Linked DNA regions of Homo sapiens: regions 1, 2, 3 and 4 are each linked to region 5. Evidence: chromatin contacts called from ENCODE Hi-C or POLR2A ChIA-PET data. All regions are on one chromosome and are shown on one strand. The core of a region is the stretch at or near the end of the contact, and the rest is flanking DNA. Distances in the headings are between cores, read along the strand shown.

What was found. A loop is a pair of places that touch in the nucleus more often than their neighbours do. ChIA-PET counts read pairs that join two places held with the same protein, here RNA polymerase II (POLR2A). Pooled maps may share reads with other maps.
Region 1: a loop to region 5 is called in a pooled map, with 6 times the contacts of the local background. The contact joins the promoter of BCAR3 here to the promoter of MTF2 in region 5. A Hi-C loop is called at or near these places in 1 of 37 single-sample maps with no recorded cell type and 7 of 50 pooled maps. POLR2A ChIA-PET finds 5 or more read pairs at or near these places in 2 of 52 experiments (B cell and WTC11).
Region 2: a pooled map shows a loop between it and region 5 (2.8-fold over the local background). The contact joins the enhancer-like site here to the promoter of MTF2 in region 5. A Hi-C loop is called at or near these places in 3 of 37 single-sample maps with no recorded cell type and 9 of 50 pooled maps. POLR2A ChIA-PET finds 5 or more read pairs at or near these places in 1 of 52 experiments (K562).
Region 3: a pooled map shows a loop between it and region 5 (10-fold over the local background). The contact joins the promoter of GFI1 here to the promoter of MTF2 in region 5. A Hi-C loop is called at or near these places in 2 of 37 single-sample maps with no recorded cell type and 8 of 50 pooled maps. POLR2A ChIA-PET finds 5 or more read pairs at or near these places in 2 of 52 experiments (OCI-LY7 and Panc1).
Region 4: a pooled map shows a loop between it and region 5 (26-fold over the local background). The contact joins the promoter of BCAR3-AS1 here to the promoter of MTF2 in region 5. A Hi-C loop is called at or near these places in 8 of 50 pooled maps. POLR2A ChIA-PET finds 5 or more read pairs at or near these places in 4 of 52 experiments (GM10248, HEK293, HEK293T and 1 more).

The regions. Positions count from the first base shown.
Region 1 is chr1:93,679,517-93,683,307 of GRCh38, forward strand. BCAR3 (BCAR3 adaptor protein, NSP family member) reads right to left here and starts at 2,321. Exons shown (of 12, transcript NM_003567.4): 1 at 2,082-2,321. RefSeq lists a silencer at 2,064-2,343.
Region 2 is chr1:93,706,770-93,710,874 of GRCh38, forward strand. It overlaps a transcript of BCAR3 not described here. Among named protein-coding and RNA genes, the nearest start is that of BCAR3, 27 kb to the left of the region's middle. RefSeq lists an enhancer at 1,063-1,112 and a silencer at 1,253-1,382. Within about 2 kb of position 2,367, at least 11 of the 41 ENCODE cell types and tissues checked have a DNase peak (open chromatin) inside an H3K27ac peak, as active enhancers do.
Region 3 is chr1:92,484,737-92,488,962 of GRCh38, forward strand. It overlaps GFI1 (growth factor independent 1 transcriptional repressor), which reads right to left and starts at 2,189. Exons shown (of 7, transcript NM_005263.5): 1 at 1,990-2,189. RefSeq lists enhancers at 1-172, 773-1,373, 1,296-1,445, 2,346-2,395 and silencers at 766-945, 1,146-1,195, 1,816-1,925, 2,016-2,225.
Region 4 is chr1:93,590,026-93,593,836 of GRCh38, forward strand. It overlaps BCAR3-AS1 (BCAR3 antisense RNA 1), which reads left to right and starts at 1,943. Exons shown (of 4, transcript NR_034091.1): 1 at 1,943-2,483. It overlaps BCAR3 (BCAR3 adaptor protein, NSP family member), which reads right to left. Exons shown (of 12, transcript NM_003567.4): 4 at 2,240-2,368. RefSeq lists enhancers at 2,139-2,639, 2,146-2,305.
Region 5 is chr1:93,077,650-93,081,597 of GRCh38, forward strand. It overlaps MTF2 (metal response element binding transcription factor 2), which reads left to right and starts at 1,634. Exons shown (of 15, transcript NM_007358.4): 1 at 1,634-1,882. The coding sequence starts at 1,878. RefSeq lists enhancers at 1,197-1,446, 1,383-1,677.

The DNA.
Region 1 (3,791 bases), core at 1,071-3,570, 600 kb after region 5:
CTGGCCATCTGACTTCTCTCTACTGTGCAGGAAAACAAACACAATGTCCTGACTCAGTCTAATGCCAGATTTTGAAATATTATACAAAAGTCAAAGACTCTGCATCTTGATATGAAAATCTGAGACTCATGTGAACATCAGGAACAAGAGCGAGGCTGACAAACTTTACCACATGTGCTGCCTTCCTGGGCCTGGTCAGTCGCTGGGCTTTGAAATGTTTGTGAACTGAGGCCCAACTCACTTGCTTTACAATGATGTCTCAAAGAAACTGATGATCTTGCAAGCTGAGGCAGAGATAAGCAGCCCACTTGTTTGGATTTTACTCTTTTATTTCTGAAACGGGATATTTTCAAGTTTAACTCATAATGGTTATCTGATGTGAGCTTTAAGAACTTTTCATTATATTTTAAACTCTGGAAATGTAACCGTCTCGGCTGCCCCATGACAGAGAATTTACAACTTGGATCTGTAGTTTTATAACTTCTCTGGAGAGTCAGATGGAGAGAGGAGATGAAACAACCACACATATTCAATTGGCTTATCCACTTAAAATGAAGTTTTGCTTGGGTTTAGGAATTAAGAGTATCTCTTTATTTTTGAAGTAAACTTATGAAGTCTAGCCAAATGATTCAAGTATGAATAATTCCTCCATGGATTGTATTTCAAGCAACACAGTACAGGATTTACCCGATAAGGTTCTTAAGATTAGCATCCATTTGACAAGCAGTTCTGCCTATATGAACAGGAGATTTAGACCTTGGTTAGTCATCCTGGAAATGCCAGCCTTCTCAGCAGCACTTTAGAGAAAGTTGGAGTTGGAGTGGTGTGGGATCCCCTGGCTTGGCAAGGTCTTTACGTTATCCTCAATACCCCCTGGCACGCCCGCAGACAAGCGCTTTGCCTGTGGGCTTCCCATTGTTACCCGGGTAGCCCCTTCCCACTTGGACCTGTGTTGAGCTGGGCCCCACCCCCAGCACTGAGGCCTCTCCCAGCCTCCAGGATCTCAACTCAGTCCCAGGCAACACAAGGGAGGCTATCAGCTCCCAAAATGACCTTCCCTCGGCCAGCGTACTTTCCTTGGGGAGGTCTGTGTAGCCTTGGGAGATAAAGTCAAGGTTTAAAACAATCTGAATGCACGGCTCTACTTTCCATCTCAGCTAACAGCTTTAAGCGAAAACAGATATGAGGTTAGGAAAATGGTTTTTCTCCTTTGCACCTTGCTTCAAGCGAGTTAACCCCAACCATGACCCGACCCGCCGCCCCACGGAACACGCCGCCTTGCCAGATGCTTCGGAGTCCGCTCAACCTCCTCCTCGACGAGTGTCTACACCTGATTACACCGTTTTAAAGCGGCGGCGCCCTCAGCGGCCTAAGTGGGTAAGGACAGTTGGGCTGTACGATCTATCGGAACCTCCTTCCCACCGTCCCTCCCTTCCTTTGCCTTCCCTCGCCTCTCCCCACCGCGACGCAGAGGGAGCAACACAACCAACTATTCATTCTTTCTCAACAAAGGGAGAGAGGGAGGGAGATGTTGTCAACAGTTACAGGGCAGGCTCCTTCGCTTTCTTTGCAAACTTCCCAAGAGATTACCGGAGAAACTCGCCTCCTCGGAGCCTTGGGCTTCCACCAGAGCGCTCTGGGCCCTCGCATCTGCCCGACCCCGGCCGGCTTCTGCGAAGAGGGGACGGGCGGGACAGGGCGGGGTGGCCGGCAGAGCAGCTCCGACGGGCAGGGGGTCGGGCGAGGCCAGCGCCCGGGAAGATGCCGCTCGAGTGCCACCGAGCAAGATGCCTGGCCGCCAATCGCTGAGCGCTCCCCGCCGTGGGCCACGTCTCGGGGAGTCCCAGCGCGCTCGGAGGGCCTGGAGAGCGCAAGCCCCAGCCCCACTTCAGTCACCCCCGCCCCCAACGCCAAATCCGCTGGCGGGGGTGGGTAGGGACCAACAAACGCCGGCTCTACTTTCCCCAGAGCCTAACTTTGTCCAACAAACTTCCTAGCGTGTCCTCACCGGGGTGGGGGAGGCCCAGGCGCCCCGGGAGGAACAGCACCCCGAGGACGCTGGGCGCGCGGCGGAGACTCACCTCCCGGCGCGGCGCTGGGCGCTCGGGCTCTCAGGATCTCTGGACCTCCGGCTGGGGCTCAAAGGCGCCGCGCGGCCGGCCTCGCACCGCCCGCGCCGCGGCTGCTCCCGGAGCTGGGGACGCTCATGGTCCGCGGGGCGTGCCCGCCGAGAATCCCGCGCGCGTCTAGCCGGTGCGCCCCGCAGCTCCGGCTCCGGTCCCGGCCCCGTCCCCCGCCCGGCCAGCAGCAGGCGCAGCTCTGAGCCGGCGGCGCGCACTCCGGCCCTCAACTGGTGATTTGCGGCTCCGCGGCCCCACCCCGGCGAGCCGATTCGCGCTGCCTTGCGGAACCCCCCGAGACATTTACATTCGGTGACCTAGCCAGGCCCTCCTCTGCCCGGATTTTAGAGTTTGGCTCTCTTCGTATCTCCCCAAGGAGCCAGTCCTCAAGTATAGCTCGATCACTTCCTTTCTGAAGCTCTCTCCAGAGACAGCCTCGTCGAATCCACTCCTTCCCCTTCCCCGCGTTATTTAATTACCCAACAGATCTGCTTTGCTCGTCTGCAGACACCTGGCTGGCTTTCAATGTGAAGGGCTTTGATGAGACAAAGCCCCAGGTAACCACAAATGAACCATCCACGGGAACAGGCAAATCAATTGCACTCGTATGGACGTATTGAAAGCAAAGTGCGAGTTGGCGGTGGCACTTCAGCACTAGATGATTTGGTGGGGTGAAAAATTGGAGCCCACTGGAAAAGACTTAACACTATCTTATATCAAGATCCATTATAAAGTCATAGAAATAGTAGAAGGATAGACAAACTGACCAATGGAATAAAGTCCAAAAACAGATTTACAATATGTGGTCACTTGATTTATGTCAGGTGCTGCTGTGCTGTATTGGGGGTCAGATTAGCTCTCTCTTTCCAGTAAATGATGCTGGATCAACTGAATCCCCCCATCCCCAGTCAATTCCAGATGGAATTTTTCTTTTCGAGACAGAGTTTCGGTCTTGTTGCCCAAGCTGTTGTGCAACGGCATGATCTTGGCTCACTGCAACCTCCGCCTCCCGGGTTCAAGCAATTATCTTGCCTCAGCTTCCCAAGTAGCTGGGATTACAGGCGCACGCCACTATGCCCGGCTAATTTTTGTATTTTTAGTAGAGACGGGTTCACCATTTTGGTCAGGCTGGTCTCGAACTCCTGACCTCAGGTGATCCACCCACCTCGGCCTCCCAAAGTGCTGGGATTACAGGTGTGAGCCACCGCGCCCGGCCTCCAGATGGATTTTAAAGGTAAAAAGTAAACCAATAACACGATCCAAAGAAAATGTCCAAAAAAATCTTCATTACCTTGGGGTAGACAAAGACGATGTCTTAAACACATGTAGTACTAATATAAAGAAAAAAAACTCATCATTGGACAAGATTAAAATTAAGAGCTTCTGTTCATGAAAAGACACCACGAGTGAAAAGGCAAACCGCAGAGTGAGAAAACATAATTGCAACACATACATCCAAAAAAGGTTTGTTTACAGATATATAAAGAACACCTACGGATCAGCCAGAATAAGGCAGAAAATCCAATTAAAAACAGGCAGAATATTTCAACTGTCCTCAAGAGAGGACAAACAGGCATTTCTCAAAAAAGCCAATAAACATATGGAAAATATCTCAATTTATTAACCATCCCAAAAATGCAAATTGATATTTCAATGTGATCTAACTTCATA
Region 2 (4,105 bases), core at 1,117-3,616, 630 kb after region 5:
AATTACTTATATAAATCTACATAATTCAATATTACACAGCCATTATAATTTCTATAGCAACATGGGAATCCATTCATGATCTATTACTAAAGTAAACAATATACAGTTTAATAGTATACAGTTTAGGCCGGGCGCAGGGGCTTACGCCTGTAATCCCAGTACTTTGGGATGCAGAGGCGGGTGGATCACGAGGTCAGGAGTTCGAGACCAGCCTGGCCAACATGGTGAAACCCCGTCTCTACTAAAAATACAAAAATTAACCAGGTGTGGTGGCGGGCGCCTGTAATCCCAGCTTCTCGGGAGGCTGAGGAAGGAAAATTGCTTGAACCTGGGAGGCAGAGTTTGCAGTGAGCTGAGATCATGCCATTACACTACAGCCTAGGTGACAACAGCAAGACTCCATCTCAAAAAAACAAAAAAAGTATACAGTTTAAAACAAACTGTATAATATTATTGCTGAAAACAGAAAATAAATCTATATGCATTTAAAAAAATACTAAAAGTATATACACCAAAGAGTGTTTCTCTGTTTTCCAAAATTTCTGTATTTTGAAGTACAGTAATTAAATAAAACAGTGAAAACTATTCAGAAAGGGATCAAATGCAGTAGATATGCAAAATCCGCATTAAATAATTATGCTTTAAAATAATAATAATAGGCCGGGCATGGTGGCTCATGCCTGTAATCCCAGCACTTTGGGAGGCCAAGGTGGGCAGATCACTTGAGGTCAGGAGTTCAAGACCAGCCTGGCCAACATGGTGAAACCTCATCTCTAAAAATACAAAAATTAGCCAGGTGTGGTGGCGCGTGCCTGTAATCCCAGCTACTCAGGAGGCTGAGGCAGGAGAATCGCTTGAACCCAGGAGGCAGAGGTTGCAGTGAGCTGAGATCGCACCACTGCACTCCAGTCTGGGTGATAGAGTGAGACTCAGTCTCAATAAATAAATAAATAATAATAATAGCTCTGACGGTCCCCAAGCCTGGATCATTCAGGATGTTTTCTAGGCTGAAGCTGGACATTAGATCAAAAAGAAAACAACGTAATATTAAATGCTTGTATGGATATGGTGTACTATCTTTCTTCTGGAAATAATCAAAAGCTAACTACACCAACACAGCCAGACTTCAATCTAACCTAAACAACAGATGACCCACATACACAAAATAAACAACGAGGTAAATAGCAGTGTGTAAAAGCAATGGATCTGACAGGTTTTGCAAGGTGGTAAGCCGAGGGGGCGGCTCAAAAGTTGCCAGCATAGACAGGAGGGGAGGGGTGCGGGAGGGTTCCTCTAGCCATTGAGTCAGAGGTTTCAAGAAGGAAATGGAACTTCGCAGACTGCTACAATAAAGGAAGGAGATAACCATATCCTTCTACTGCTCACTTATATAGAACCTGAATAGAGAAAAGAGTAAGTTGAGAACTTCTGAACCATGACCTTCAGTAATGGGCCAACTGCTCTACTCTGACACCAGGCCACTTCTCATCCTGCTTCAGGGTCTCACAGAACAATTAAACCCCTAAGCACCTTGCCTCCGGCCTCTGGCAGATGGGACTGATGTTAAGCTAAACCCACAGGAGGTAGGATGAGTCCAAAAACCATCTTAACTTTGTTTCCAAGGGGCCTTTTTTGGTTTTGCCTGTTTTTCTCTCTTTCTCCCTCATCATCTCACATAGCTAATCCAACCAACAGTGTGGACACTTTACAAATTGTCATAATCTTTTCTGTCCCCATATTTTTGTCCATAAGTTCTCTCCCCAGTGTCCCATTACTCTCAGAAAAGGAGAAGATCTTTGGGAGAAAATAAACATATTAGTAGCAAATTCTAGAACTGTACTGGCTGAATAAAACTTTGGGCTCACAGAAACCGGTTTCAGTTCACTCTTCAATCTTTTCAAATGTCACCACCATAGAGTCCCCTATATAACTTACCCTATTCACCACCACATCATATCTACAAAAAAAGACCATCTCAATAATCCCCCAAACACCTGAATTGGCTGGAGTTGCTTCTTTCTTTCCAAAGAACAATGGGGTCCTTGGGGCTCCTTTGCCCCGCCAGGGCTGTGCCAAGGACACAGGCAGGAGGAGGTTGGCAGGCTGTTTTATTTTTTAGCAAGCACTGGCAGTACTTAGAGCATTCAGATGATTTCTGTTGATGCTCGTGGGGATCAGCTTCTAAGCTTCGGGCTTGCAAAAACAGGGCTCACAACTTTCATATCAGGAGAGTCGATTGCACATGTGAAGAGGCCAATTAAAAAAAAATCACAAGGAGAAGTGCTGCGATAAGCTAAGTAGGCTTTGTTCTGTTTGGAAAAGGGAGGGCCTGGGAGCCCCGATGAAGTCAGAGCTTTTCCCCTCCCAAGGGCATCTGTTTCCAGGCTGCAAAAGAGAAGAACGAGGGGGAGTCCACAGGCTGCAGGGCAGCAGAGCAGCGTGCTCATGACTGCTCAGGCACATCTGATAACAGCAGGCCTTCCTGGAGGTGGGCACATTCTCCTCCTCTGACCCTGAGTTGGAGAGGTGACACTGATTTACAGCTGCATCTCTTCTTCTTCCTGTCCCTCCAAGCCAGCCTGCGGTCTGTTCAAAGCACACTCAAGGGAAAGAGAGACCAATGAATCTGCCCAATTGGGAAGTGGTTTTGAGCAAGCACTGATGTTCTGACAACACACTCTGTCTTCAGATTGGTCCCTTGCCCTTCAGTGAAGTGGGTCTTGATCTGTACAGGTGTTGGCCAGGGGCTCCAGGACACAGAGCCTTCTCTCTTAGTGTGGGTGACCCTGTATAAGGATGTCTTACTGGCATTAGATTAGGATTGACATTAGTGAATGCTCAGCAGGCAGTCCCCCTTGATTGTCCTTGGAACAGCAAGAAGGAGGGAGGGGAATATCTCCTAGACTAGAGATGGGAAGAGAAAAAGGAAGGCTGTTTAATGGAAAACTGTTGTAGTTTTTAAAAATTGTATTTACAATCTATAGGATTGTAGATTGGGAAAAAAGTCTTTATCTGATCAACTCAACCGTCCTATATTAGGACTAGGGCTTTGCTGCTATAACATAATCATGGTGGAATGTATCTCCTTGATGGATCATCATGTAATTTTTTCATATCTCTATCTTAAATATATATTTTTAAAAGAAAAATAGAAATTATCTTTCTATAATCAATTCATGAAATGAATGGGCCTGTTCGATGCTGTGTTTATTTTGCTTTTCTGCAAAGTTGTTTTGGGGAACATTCCATATCTTTAGATTCTTTGTCACTTAGAGAAAAAAGATTAGGCCAGTTGGACGAAATCCATGAGAGAATGAAATATGAGTTCAAGTGTCCTAGTCTCTGTAAAACAGTATAAACTCACTCCCGGTGGATAGGGGGTGGGAAGCTGGGAAGCTGGGAACCAAGAAAGGCTGATCAAGAAGTGGGCTCCCTCCCTGGACCTGTACCCCTTGTTTCTGGCTTTGCCCCTGCTGGAGGGACCAGTCCTGACCAGTCAGGGAAGCACAGCTCTCTGCTGGGCCTGGCTGCCTGGCATGGCTGGAGCTGGAGAAGCCTTACCCATACCATGCTGGATGTTTGCTACGTCTCCCTTTGCCTCTTCCCTTGGAGACCTTGAAGGGCACCTTTGAGTAGGGAAAACTAAAAACCCAAAGTTACTAATTTGGAGGATTGGCAGGGAGAGACTTTATCCTAGCCAGGATATCTGGGTTTCCTTGAAGCCCCTAATGCTGGTCCCTCAATAATTTGATTTCTTGTTGCTCCTAATGCAAACTTGTTAGGAAGACCCCCAGGCCACACCCAGCAGGTCTCGACCCCACCAACCTTTCGGCCTCATTTGCTCTCTGAACTCCTGTCGCATTGGTCTTCTTTCGGTTTCTTCTGGTCCTGTATTCCCTCCTACCTGAGGACCTTTGATCATGCCATTCCCTCTGTCTGGAACACTCCATCCCCTCCCCCTGCTTTATCTAGCTAACGCTTTTTGTCAGTTATCTTTTCTGGCATAACAAATTACCCCCAAACCTAGTAGCTTAAAACAAACATTTGTTATCTCACATATTCTTTGGATCATGAGTCTGGGAGCAGCTTAGCTCGATGGTTCTGG
Region 3 (4,226 bases), core at 939-3,438, 590 kb before region 5:
GGGGCGGTACCCCACAGTCGAGGTGGTCTGGAGTAAACGAATCTGCCTTCCTCCCGGGGTGAAGGCGATGGTGACCGGGTTCACACGTGAGCTGCAGTACAGCAGTTCTCCGTGGCCTCGGCTGGTTCAGAAACGAGGGTGCTGGGAACTCTGGGCCGGGGCAGGACCTGCAGTCCTCCGGCTTCGCGCTGTTTCCACTGCCGGACTAGGAGCCCCTCGGCTTCCTAGGCAAGATGCAGGCCACACAGTCTACGTCTGTCCGTTGGCGCTCTCAGCTCAAACGAGTCCTACAGGCCTTGGTCCCTGTAGGGTGCAGGCCCCCTGCTCCAGATCCCCAGCCCCATTGTGTCCCCTTCTCCGGAGGAATGGGAATAGACCTGGGAGAAAAGACGCCTGGGACGTGTCGCGGGGCTCCCGCGAAGTTTCCCGCTACCCAAGCGCCAGAATGCCCCTAGGGGTGAGAGTGCCATCCGCCTCCCTCCGGGGTGGCTCCTAGGGCTAGAGCTTTGTCGCTTCCTGCACTTCTCGTCCGTACAATTAGACGCCACAAACCCCAAACCCAATTCTTTAAACAGCCACGAAACTCGGAAGAAAAGAAAAACGGAGTGGCGTTGTCCCGAGGGTCCCGCTGCAGCTTGGACCCACGTTGGCTGGGAGCGGGACAGATGGGGGCGGGGTAACTGTCAGCGCCGGAGCTGGGTCTGGGCTGGCGCCACCAGAGACCAGGCGGACGCGGAGGCCGCCTCCCCACCCGGGCTGTAAGCCCACGCCTCTCTCGCACCCCGGCCCGCTTTGCTGGTTCCTGTGGGGAGCGACAGAGTTTGGAGGAGATAGGGGCCCCGGGGCCTGGGCCGAGCGCGTGGGAAGGCAACCCCGCGCTGCAGCTGGCGCGGGAGGTGGGGCGGCCCCTCCGCGCGCTCAGGCCTCTCCTCACCGTCCGGGCCCAGGAAGGAGGGAGCCGAGGGCGCTAAGGGGGCGTCCTCCCGAGCGCAGCTGCCGCCGCCTCCCCACCAGATGTTTCCTTCCCTGGTGGATTTGGCTCCCCTGCCGAACCACCAGACCGCCTGCTGCGCGCCCCCAGCTCCAGATTTCCAGTCACACTGCGCGGGTCGCGCCCTAACCCAGCTGCCGGAGCTCTCTGGGCTCCCGCACGGCGGTCCGCAGCAGGTGGGAAACCGCCCGCGCCCTCTGATCGCCCCCGCAGTGCCAGTGCTCTGCGAGTCCCCGCGGCCGCCCCCACCAGGGCAGGAGGCGCAGAACAGGCTCGGCGGACCTACCTGCGGAGTCACGGCGCGGGCACCGCGCTAGGAGAGTTTTCAAACGGAATCTTGCTTTCGGGAGAGACCGCTCTATCTCTCTGACTTAAAAAAAAAAAAAATTCTCCTTCCGAGCTCAGCCCCCAAAACCACAAGCTTCACTTCCTGAGCGTTACTGAGTCGCTCGCATAGCCCTCCCAGACCTGCTCCCAACCCCCGTCGGGCGGCCGGGCGCGCTCCTTTGCGCAAGTGGCCAGGCGGTGGGGGGCCTGGCCTTTCCAGCCCGTCCCGCGCGCCCCTTAGTAGTCCTCCCAGTTCTCTCCCTGTGGGTCGGCAGGGGATGGGGGAAATTGGAGGTCCGGACACTTAGGCACTAGAAATGACTTGAAAGAAAATGAACTATTCTTGGCTCCAGGGAGACTTCCGCAGCGAGAGAAGCCACAGATTGAGGACACAGATTGACTGGCGAGAGAGGGGTGGGGGGCGCCCCGCTCCGAGGACCCTCCCCGCCCCTCAGGCCTCGGTCACCCGCCCCCCCCACCCCCGACCCCGCCGCCTCCTAGGGCTGCACCACCCCCGGGTCGGGACCGTGAATCACCGGCCCGCGGTGCCGCCGGCCTGGAGCCCGGCGAGTGGCCACGGCGTCCGCAGAGCGAAACCTGCCCCGCAGGCCCCGAAATAGCTTGTTGTGGAAACACTTGGGGATAAATACGCCCAACGAGGCTGAAAATACCTTGACACCCAATCCGAGAGGTTTGCTCATTTCCCTTCGGATTTAGGTAATGGTTAAATTTGGAAGAGGTGGGCGAGCGCCGAGCCCCCGGCGGAGAGGGCCCTGGCGGCGCGTCCCGCGGGCGCCCGGCGGGACCGGTGGGCGCACCCTCCCTGCGCGGAGCTCGCCGGCTCTCGACCGGGTCCGCTCAGCCTTCGACTAATTTCCGGTGGTCGGAGCTGCAAAATTAAAGGCCGCGCGGGGGCAGCGCCGGCGGCTGCTAGGCTGACTCCGCCCTGCCGGGGCAAGCCAGGGAGAGCGGGACCTCGCACGCGGGCTCTGCCACCGCCTGAGGTCATACCCAGGCACTGGGTGTTGGCGGGAGCAGTAAAGCGCCATAAAAGCACCACTTGGATGACTATTGCAAAGTAAGCCTTCTTCGCTCGGATTCTATGTTTCATGAGGGTAGGCACTGGATCTTCATCTTTATGTCCTAGGCGGGCTCTTAACAAAAGGCTGTGGACTGAGTAAATGAATGAGTGGGGTTAATTAACTAATTAATTATATTAATAGAACAGGGGGAAAAAACTTAAAACCTAACTCATAGATACATGAACAAATGCAGCAACCTCCAACGCTAGACTGTATGCCATGACCCATAGTGTGTGGCCTGCTGTGTATACTCAAAGCCTACACCCTTTGCTCATTGGAGTGGATGGATGTTGTAGTCATGTTACTTTTCAAAATGAATTGACTTGGATTTTGATCACAACTTCGTGCACAATAGGCCTCCAATGTCAGACATGCACAAGGAGAAGAGAGTGGTGCTCCCCAGTTCTTGCAAAATAACTACCATGTTCTAGGTTAATCTTAAATTGTTATGGGGGGGGAAGCCCTTAAAGCTCTTTTTCTAGAAACAGTTTTTAAATTATTCTTATTTTGCACTGTAAATTTAAAATTTTGCAGGGAATATTTGGTTAGTATAGCAGTGCTTCGAGCATGTATTAATAAATTATACGTTTTGTTAAGCAATGACCTGTGCCCCTATTGTATGCCAGGCGCTGGGCAAATCTTGTCTGCCTAGCTGTCCTCCTTCATTTGCTCAACACATCCCTTCTTTATATATAAATGCAGAGGCAAGCAATTTTGGTCAGAAAGGAAAATTAAGGACATTTTGTTAATATTTTATTTCTTGTGTGCTTTGTCCTGGCCTAAGGTATAAAAATCTCACAGTAGTGCAAAAACAAATCTTTCCCTTATTCCCTTCTCTCCTACTCGATAGCAGAAAAAAACAAATTTTTAGAATAAAATTATAAATGGGACAAAATAAAATTTCTTATCAACCAAGTTCTAGAGAAATGGTTGGACTATTTCCTTTGCATATTAGCAAGTTCAAAGTCAAAATTTCTCGAAAAGGTGCTGTGACTATTTTATAGTTTAGTTGAGTGTTGCTGTTTGAAGTCTCAGAAAACTTGAGGGAGCCCATGAAGGGGGCAGATAAGCACCTTGAGCAGTGAGCAGTATCACCTTAGAATAAATCCCTTTCATTCAGATTTAGTCTAGTCATTTTGCTTTTCATTTGCCCTTCACAGACTCTTGGGATTTCTGAGTTTGAAAAAGAAAACTGAGAACTGGAACAGGGACACGCAGAAAGGAGCAGGTGGGAGGGAGATGGCACTGAATTTCCCTTTATGTCTTTTACATGTTGAACCATGTGTATGTAGTACTAACTCAAATAAATAAATACACATTTAAAAAGTATTTAACAAGTATTCAACACGTTTAAAAAGTATTTAACAATACTTTTTAACAACACAACACTCCCGGGTGTATAGTGTTGAAGTGTGACTCCCACACTTGGGGAAGAATAGGAGAAAGGTAAGAAGAGGGGAACCCAGAGAGGTTAAGAACCTTGCCAAGGACAGTGAAGAGCTAGGACTAGAAATAACGATACAATGAACCCATCTCTGACTTCCTGCTACTCCAAACTACCTCTTGCTTCTATTAAACTAAGGGCAAAGAGAATAAGCCACCCCTCCATGAACATTTTTAGAAGCTACAAATACTCCCTCTCCCTCCATATATTCCTTTGGAATTGAAATAGATCTAATGGTAAGCAAAATGTATACCTGAGGCACAATTTTCTATAAATAGGGTCTTTCCAAAGGAATAATTTTACATTTACTGCCTTTTCAATAATTTGAAACTAATTGTTTCAAATATTTAGAAACTAATTGTTTCTAAATAGCAATAATAAT
Region 4 (3,811 bases), core at 693-3,192, 510 kb after region 5:
CCTCTCCAGGCCTGGCCAGTGGGGAGGAGGAGTCCACATGCAGGACTGGGGTATAGATTCTGGACACACCAATTACTGGCTAGAAGGCCTAGAACAAAGTCAGGCTGGGGTCCCTCATCTTACAGTTACTATCAGGGTTATGTATTTGTATACATAACATATGTAAGCACTGGAACACAGTGGATGCTCAAAAATAGTTAACAAGCATGATGCTGCTGCTTACAGCAACTGGAGAATTTATAATGTGGTGCAGCCTGGCTGTTCCTGTAGCCTGACCACCTGGGTTTGCATCCTGGCTCAGCTGTATGACTCTGGACAAATTACATAATCTCCTTGTGGCTCACTTATATCATCTGAAAAACACAAATGATAATATTACCTATAGAATGGCTACAAAGATTTAAGGGGCTAAAATGTTAGCAATAACTCGTTATTACGGTTATGGTTATAGTGTTCAGTTATCCAGTTTGGAACGATTTATCACTGAAAATTAATACTCATGCAAGTAGTAAACGAATGTAATGACCATGATAAGGAGACGGACGGTGGTGATAGTATCGGTTTTATAATTCTGACAATTTTTCTGGAACATTCCAACATTTGATCAACAGTATACTTCTGTTAGGTCAAAATAGTAGGCTACCATGGTTACTTTAAAATTGCATCTTTGCCTTAAAAATGTTTTCACATAGAAATGCCACTTCTTAGAATTGAGCCTGTGAAAATAATTGTAGGTATGAACACAGCAATCTTAAAGGATATTGGTCAGAGTATTAGAAACACCCTATGTGTCCAGTAAATTGTAGTGCATGCATACCGTGGACAGACATACAATGTAGGCTGGTGCAGAAGAATATTCTACAGTGGGTGAAAATTCCCAGGACATAGTAAGTGAGTAGAATGGGCTACCAAAAAAGTATATGTAGTACAATCTCATACTTGATTTCAAAAAGCCCGGGAGGATGTATGTACACAAAAGTATTCATCGTGGTTATCCCCAGGAGAATTATGAGGAGAATTATGGATAAGAGTTTAATTTCCTTCTTTTTGCTATCTATGTTTTCTACAATCAATTTTAAACTTAAAAAAACAAAGTCAGAATAATAATTATTTATTTGATTGTGCCAAGAAATCTACTACATTAAAAAAAAAAAAAAAAAAAAAAAAGCCTGGGCACAGTGACTCATGCCTGTAATCCCAGCACTTTGGGAGGCTGAGGTGGGTGGATCACTTGAGGGCAGGAGTTCGAGACCAGCCTGGCCAACATGGTGAAACCCCGTCTCTACTAAAAATATAAAAGTTAGCAGGGCATGGTGGTGGACACCTGTAATCCCAGCTACCAGAGAGGCTGAGGCAGGAGAATCGCTTGAACCCAGGAGGTAGAGGTTGCAGTGAGCTGAGATTGTGCTATTGCACTCCAGCCTGGGTGATAGAGTAAGACTCTGTCTCAAAAAAAAGAAAAAAAACTTACGACATGATGCCCTTCCCCCCAGCCCCTGTCCACACACTTCCTGTCATGTTGTCCTTGGTTAATGATTGGCCAGATCAGGTTTACAATAAAAACCCAAGGGAAATTCTATGCCTCAATTCTGCAGACTTACTCTATTTTTCAATTTTTACAGTATTAAATGAAAAAACATTATTTATGGCAATCACCCAAATGACGATCACAAAGTATATTCTGGGCCATGAGTCTGTGGTCATGGGTTTAATTCCCCTTTTTTCCCACCTCTGGGTCACAGGATCCAGTAGGGAAGTGATGGAGAGTGTGAATAACTGCCAGCTCAATGGGGCAGAGGCAGCCTTGTTGATCTGGGCCACCTGCCCTCTCTCCTCCCGAAGCTAAGCCACTGCCTTGAGAAGGAGGGGCTGCAAATGGTCTGAGGCTGCTGGCAGCTGGCCAAGAGTTCAATTACCTGGGCCACAGCCCGCCCTCCTAGTTCTTCCGGTTACTGACTCTGTGGCTGCTGCCTCCCACAACGCTGTGCTTGCAGACCCCAGGAGCGCTGGCTGTCCCTTCACTTCCTGAACATGTGGATGTGTGCTTTGGGTTCTTGACCTCAGCTCTTCCCAAGGTCTTCTTAGAGAAGGGTCTAAATGAAGTCATTTTTAGAGTATTTGTTTTTGGTTACACAGGTGCTTCCGCCCATGTGGCCTCGGAGTGGGACCCTGCGGGTCATCAATCTGTACATTGCCTGAGAGCAGCCGTGTATGCTCTGGAAGGGACAAGACCAGGTACCTGTCGGGGGATGCGGCCGTGGTACCAGGCATGGCTGCGCAGGTCCTCGCTGCTCAGGAGCAGCTCCTCCTCCAGCTCCTTCTTCAGTTTCTCGGGGGTCCTGTCCATGATGTGCCTCTCCTTGGAGAACTGCAACACAGAGTCAACCATGAGCTCACCCTGCCCAGGCCACACCAGGCCATGCCAGCTGGAGGTGACCGCCTGCTTCACTAATCCAACCAGTTATGCTACAGCCTGCATTCAGGTAGGGGAGCCTGGATAATGATTACAAAGAGCTGTGACCTTTCGTTTCTCCGGCCGCAACCATGTAATAAAATTTTCACCTGCACATGGGGACTATGGTAGGAGAGTCCACCAAGAGGTTCCTTTTACCAGTCTACTCAAGCAGCTGGGCAGGAAGGGCCAGAGAGATGTACAGACAGCAAGACACAGCAGCCCAGCCTGCTCTCTTCCCAGCGGAGAGCTTCCTCATTCTCCTTCAGGACTGTCCTGACATAGCGTGGGGAGGGCAGCTGTTCCCTTCTGGCCTTAGATCCTGGGCCTCTGGGCAGTGAGGCCCAAAGCACAGTCCTTGGGCTGGTAGCGATGGCCCTAACTTCTTTGCTGTTGGTAAACTCATGTTCAGGAATTGAGTCAGTCTTTAGAAACTTTTAGGGCAAATGGACAGAGCAATTTTATGTCTCTTGAATCTAATAACAGAAGTCTGTCTTTATTTCACATTTCTAATATTTCATTTTTATGACAGATAGGAAAGTGAAACAAATTTAAAAAGACAACCCTGGTCCTTCACCTCAGATGTTTGAGAATCAGTGGTCTGCGGCGTTGCACAGTGGCCATGGCAGTGAGTGCTGGGTGGACAGCGGTGGCTCCAGGTTTAATTTAGAACCATGCCTGCTTACAACATGTGAACTGAACCTGGAAACCTGCCCAGTTCCCAGCAAGACCAGGCATGCTGACCAGGAACCGCTTGCTGAAAGTCCCATGAACAGAAAAAGGCTGTGTCCCTGTGGTTCTCCCAAGTTTCCCAGCTTGTCCTTCAAACCCCCATGGGAGCCACAAAATTATTACTTATCACACTACTTTTTAAAAATGTTTATTTATTTTATTTTTTTTGAGACAGGGTCTCACTGTGCTAGAGCACAGTGGTGCAATCTCAGCTCACTGTAGCCTTGGCCTCCTGGGCTCAAGCAACCTCCTGGGCTCAAGCGATCCTCCCATCTCAGCCTCCCTGGTAGCTAGGACTACAACAGGCACGTGCCACCATGCCTGGCTAATTTTTGTAATTTTTTTTTTAGAGATAGGGTTTTGCCATGTTGCCCAGGCTGGTCTCAAACTCCTGGGCTCAAGCGATCCACCCACCTTGGCCTCTCAAAGTGCTGGGATTACAGGCGTGAGCCACCATGCCCGGCCTATTACACTACTTTGCACGTCAGCAAAGAAATAGCTCCAAATCCTTTTCCACCAAACAACAACAACAACAACAACAACAACAAAGCCCTGGAATTTTAGGGCTAGATTCTCATCCTCTAGTGCTTCTTTGCACATTGGCCCATAAGGAGCGCTAGCTGAAGA
Region 5 (3,948 bases), core at 384-2,883:
AACAGATGTTCTCTGATTAGGCTTAGCTGCACAGCAAATATATCTGTTTGTGCAATATCTTTATTAATTTTTGTACTGCATCTACTTTTTAATATTTTATTTATTTATTTACCTTAATGCCACGTTCCTGAATGGGAATGCATCTACTTTTTTTTTTTTTTTTTTGAGATGGAGTTTTTGCTCTTGTTGCCTAGGCTGGAGTGCAATGGCACGATCTTGGCTCACCACAACCTCTGCCTCCTGGGTTCAAGCGATTCTCCTGTCTCAGCCTCCCGAGTAGCTGGGATTACAGGCATGTGCCACCACACCTGGCTAATTTTTGTATTTTTAGTAGAGACGGGGTTTCTCCAAGTTGATCAGGTTGGTCTCGAATTCCCGACCTCAGGTGATCTGCCTGTCTCGGCCTCCCAAAGTGCTGGAATTACAGGTGTGAGCCACCGCGCCCGGCTGCATCTGCTTTTTTTAAGTCAAAATTTTCCTCAGCCAACGTATGAAGGTCACTTAAGACGAATTTATGAGAGACGATGATGAGAATTGAAATAAAGTGAAACCTGAAAGGTAGTAGGTAAGTAGATACAGTGAGGGTACAGTAAGAAGACAGACTTAAAAGATTAGGACTATTATTCAGGAGAAGCAGAGGAGTGGAAGGGTATGACCACAATATTTAAAGTATTGAATGGTATTGGATAAAACGAATATGCTTATTTGCCAAATTCTGAGATCACAGGCTGAGGGAACCCCTTTTGAAGTATGAGCCAAATGAGCTTAGACCACAAAAGGTACTTTTTCAGAGACAGAAAAAATATGGTGTTCACTATCCCTGTGGCATAATATGGGACAAAAATATAAAATGGCTTTAAAAATATTTTGACGAAATTATAAATAAAGATTCCACACGTGGCTACTAAGAGGAGCTGGGTTGTATCTAGGTGTAAGTTAAAGAGACAAGCATACAATCTCACAGCTTGTCAGTTGGGACCCCTGTAGGCAGCAGAATCTGGGCAGGCTAAGGGTCTGCACTAATAAACAATTCTGTTTTCTTAAACCATTTTGCAGGGGACTATTCTCAGATTTCATTACAACTAGGAAGGACTGCAAAGCGGGTAAACAGAAAACAACCTTTCATCGTTAGGAAAAAAATCGTCTGAAAGTCTTTCATAAAAGCAGCTCCTGATAAGGAGTTTGGGACTGGACAGTGAATCGCTGAATAAAATTTAATCTCGACATCCTGGGTCTTCTCCCCTCTGAAGGAAATTCTAACAGCAGGCCTTAGGATGAAAGTAGAGGAAACGTGCTTCAGTTAAGGTTTTCTCCAGGGAAAAGAAATCGGCCCAGCAAGATGCACAGAGCACCGTTACGACCACGCACACCGAAGGTCGCACACGACCCTTTTCCTGTATAACAGTGCCAGCCTGCCGACGATCAGGAGCGCAGCTTTCACTATTGTGTTAGCCCCGGCGGCGGAAGGACTGAGCCTCACTGCAACGTTAAAGAGTCCTTCTTTGTTCAGCCCCAGTCGGGGACGCAGGGCGCGGTGTTCCTCCGCGCTCGCCGCGCAGTCCCTGCCCCCCCGCGGCTTTGGAGAGCTGCCATTCGGCACCGGAGTCGCTCCGCGCTCCCAGAATGCACCGGCAGTCCGCGGGAAACCAAAATGGCGAGGGGCTGTATTGAAGTGGGCTGTGTTTGAGGCCGGTGTAAGAACGCTCATTCTACCCCCAACCCTTGTCTCCAAGGACCTCGGTTTGTGCGTGCATATGTGCCGGGTACCCGGTGGGGCGGGTGCCCAGTAAGTGCTCGGACTCGCAGGGGAAGCGCCCACGGGGACGGATTGGTTGTTTTTTCCTGTATGAAGCGGTTGGCACCACTGAAGTGACCGAATGAGGTGAGAGACCTTGGCCTGGGAACCGACTCTTCCGGAGGAGATGGGGGTTGGGGGAAGGAGGAAGAAAGGAAGCAAGTATAAAAGGGAAAGATGGAGGACCAAGGTGGGGGTGGGGGCTCCTGTATGTGGGTGCCTTTGCATTTATGTGTATATTGAAAAGAATGGATGAAGAGGAGTAGTCAGTTGAGTGTTGGGAGAAAATAGGGACTAAAGGAGCGAGGAGGTCGTTGGGGGAGTCTGTTGGAGGAACAAGATGAAACGTTGAGACGGGGAAGCTGTGTTTGGAGGGCAGGAAGGAACCTGGGGGCGGGAGACGGTTGGAGGGGCAGGATGAACCTGGTGACGAGGGGGTGGGGAGCCGAGAGGAGGAGCCGTTGGGAAATGGGGGCTGAGGGAAATGTGGGGAGCAGAGTGGAGGGCTGCCTGGGACCTTAGCAGTGCGCAAAGGGAAGTAGCAGCTTGGAATCGGAGGGTGGAATTGTATGGAATTGGAGTAAAGGGGGTCGAGTGTAAGTGCTGGTAAGGATAAGGGGAACACACTGAAGTGGAGGTTGGAAGCACAACCTGAAAGCTTAAAGGGAAGCGGTGGGAGGGAAAGTGAGATGGGGGAAAGCTAGGTAGCTTATATTTGGAGCTCACCAAAAATATGAGGCTTTTCTTGTGTTTAATTAAACCTAACTCATATAATCTACGTCTAGGATGTAGATTTGTATTGTATTCATTTTTACAACTGAGGTAATTACGGCTCAAGGAATTTTAACCAATTTGCCAAGATTTCTTAACATATTTCGGTAGTGCCAGAACTCTAACTCTGTGTTTTACAATCTGGTGTCCTTGGTTGCTAGAATTTTTCTTTGGAAGCAATTAGAGGGAACAGATGGATTTATCGGGGTAATCTGACTAACAGCAAGGGTTTGTGAACAATGGGAAAAGGCTTATGGAATGTTACTCTATTCTTTAAAACATTTAACTTTGGTTAAAGATAGAAACCATGTAACACTAACTTAAATGTGAAAACCTAGCTAGGCCTGTGTGTAATACATAGGAAGGCACCATGTGAGGTCAGTACAGAGCTAGAAATATGTAAATAGTACCTGATTTAATTTGACTTCAGAACCTCCGGTAGTAATAGTAGTTACTTTCTCCTTCAGATGGATTCCATGTGACCCTCCTGTATACCTAGCCTACAAGCTGGTTTCAATTTCCATGGTTTCATTCTCTCTTGGGAATTCCTTTTTTTTTTTTTTTTGTCAGTAAATTTCAAAGATAGTTGTATGTAGAAGTAGTTAATGTGGATAAAATGTAATTAAATTCACAATAACCTTTTTAAGATTTGAAAATGCTTTAAAGGGAGTTGTTTTGACTGATGGCTTTAAGTGCCCTATAGTTTAGTTATAACTTGAGAGGGAATACAAAATGACTTGTTTTTTCAGATTCCTAAATATAAAAATGTATTTGAATTCACATTTTAAAATTAGTTCACCTGCAGTTTTTTAAAGTGCTAAAAATGTTCTAAATATTTGAATTAAGAACACACCTGCTTCCTGATACTACATTTATAATGTTAGTGGGTATTAACGGAAATGTGTAACTATCAGGATGAAATGCATACACAGTTTTAGAACTAGTTGTACAGAAATCATCTTGTTAAGCCTTTTTTCTAGATGACACAATTATATTTAATAGTTCTTTAAATCATCCCCGTTGCCTCAAAGCTCTGTTAGGAAAGACATTCTGTGTATTTTACTGTGGGTCATTAACTCTTTGATTTCATGGATTATAAATATTCCTTTTTGTGGGATCTTTGAAGGATAATTTGCTTTAATCATTTTTCAGCATAATCTTTACATCTGACTTGAGGAAACTGACAGTATATTGTTAATCTATATTTTAACAGAGAAATTTGCCTCTGAGGAGTTGCCATGACCAACATCTGTAGCTTGATGGTTCTGAAAGTAAAACTTAACTGCTGTTTTAGTTAGTCGACACTTCCATGAACGATCTTTGATGGTTAATATTTTTGTACTTTGTTTTCCCTGTTCTTCAGGAAAATTTGTTTATTGCTG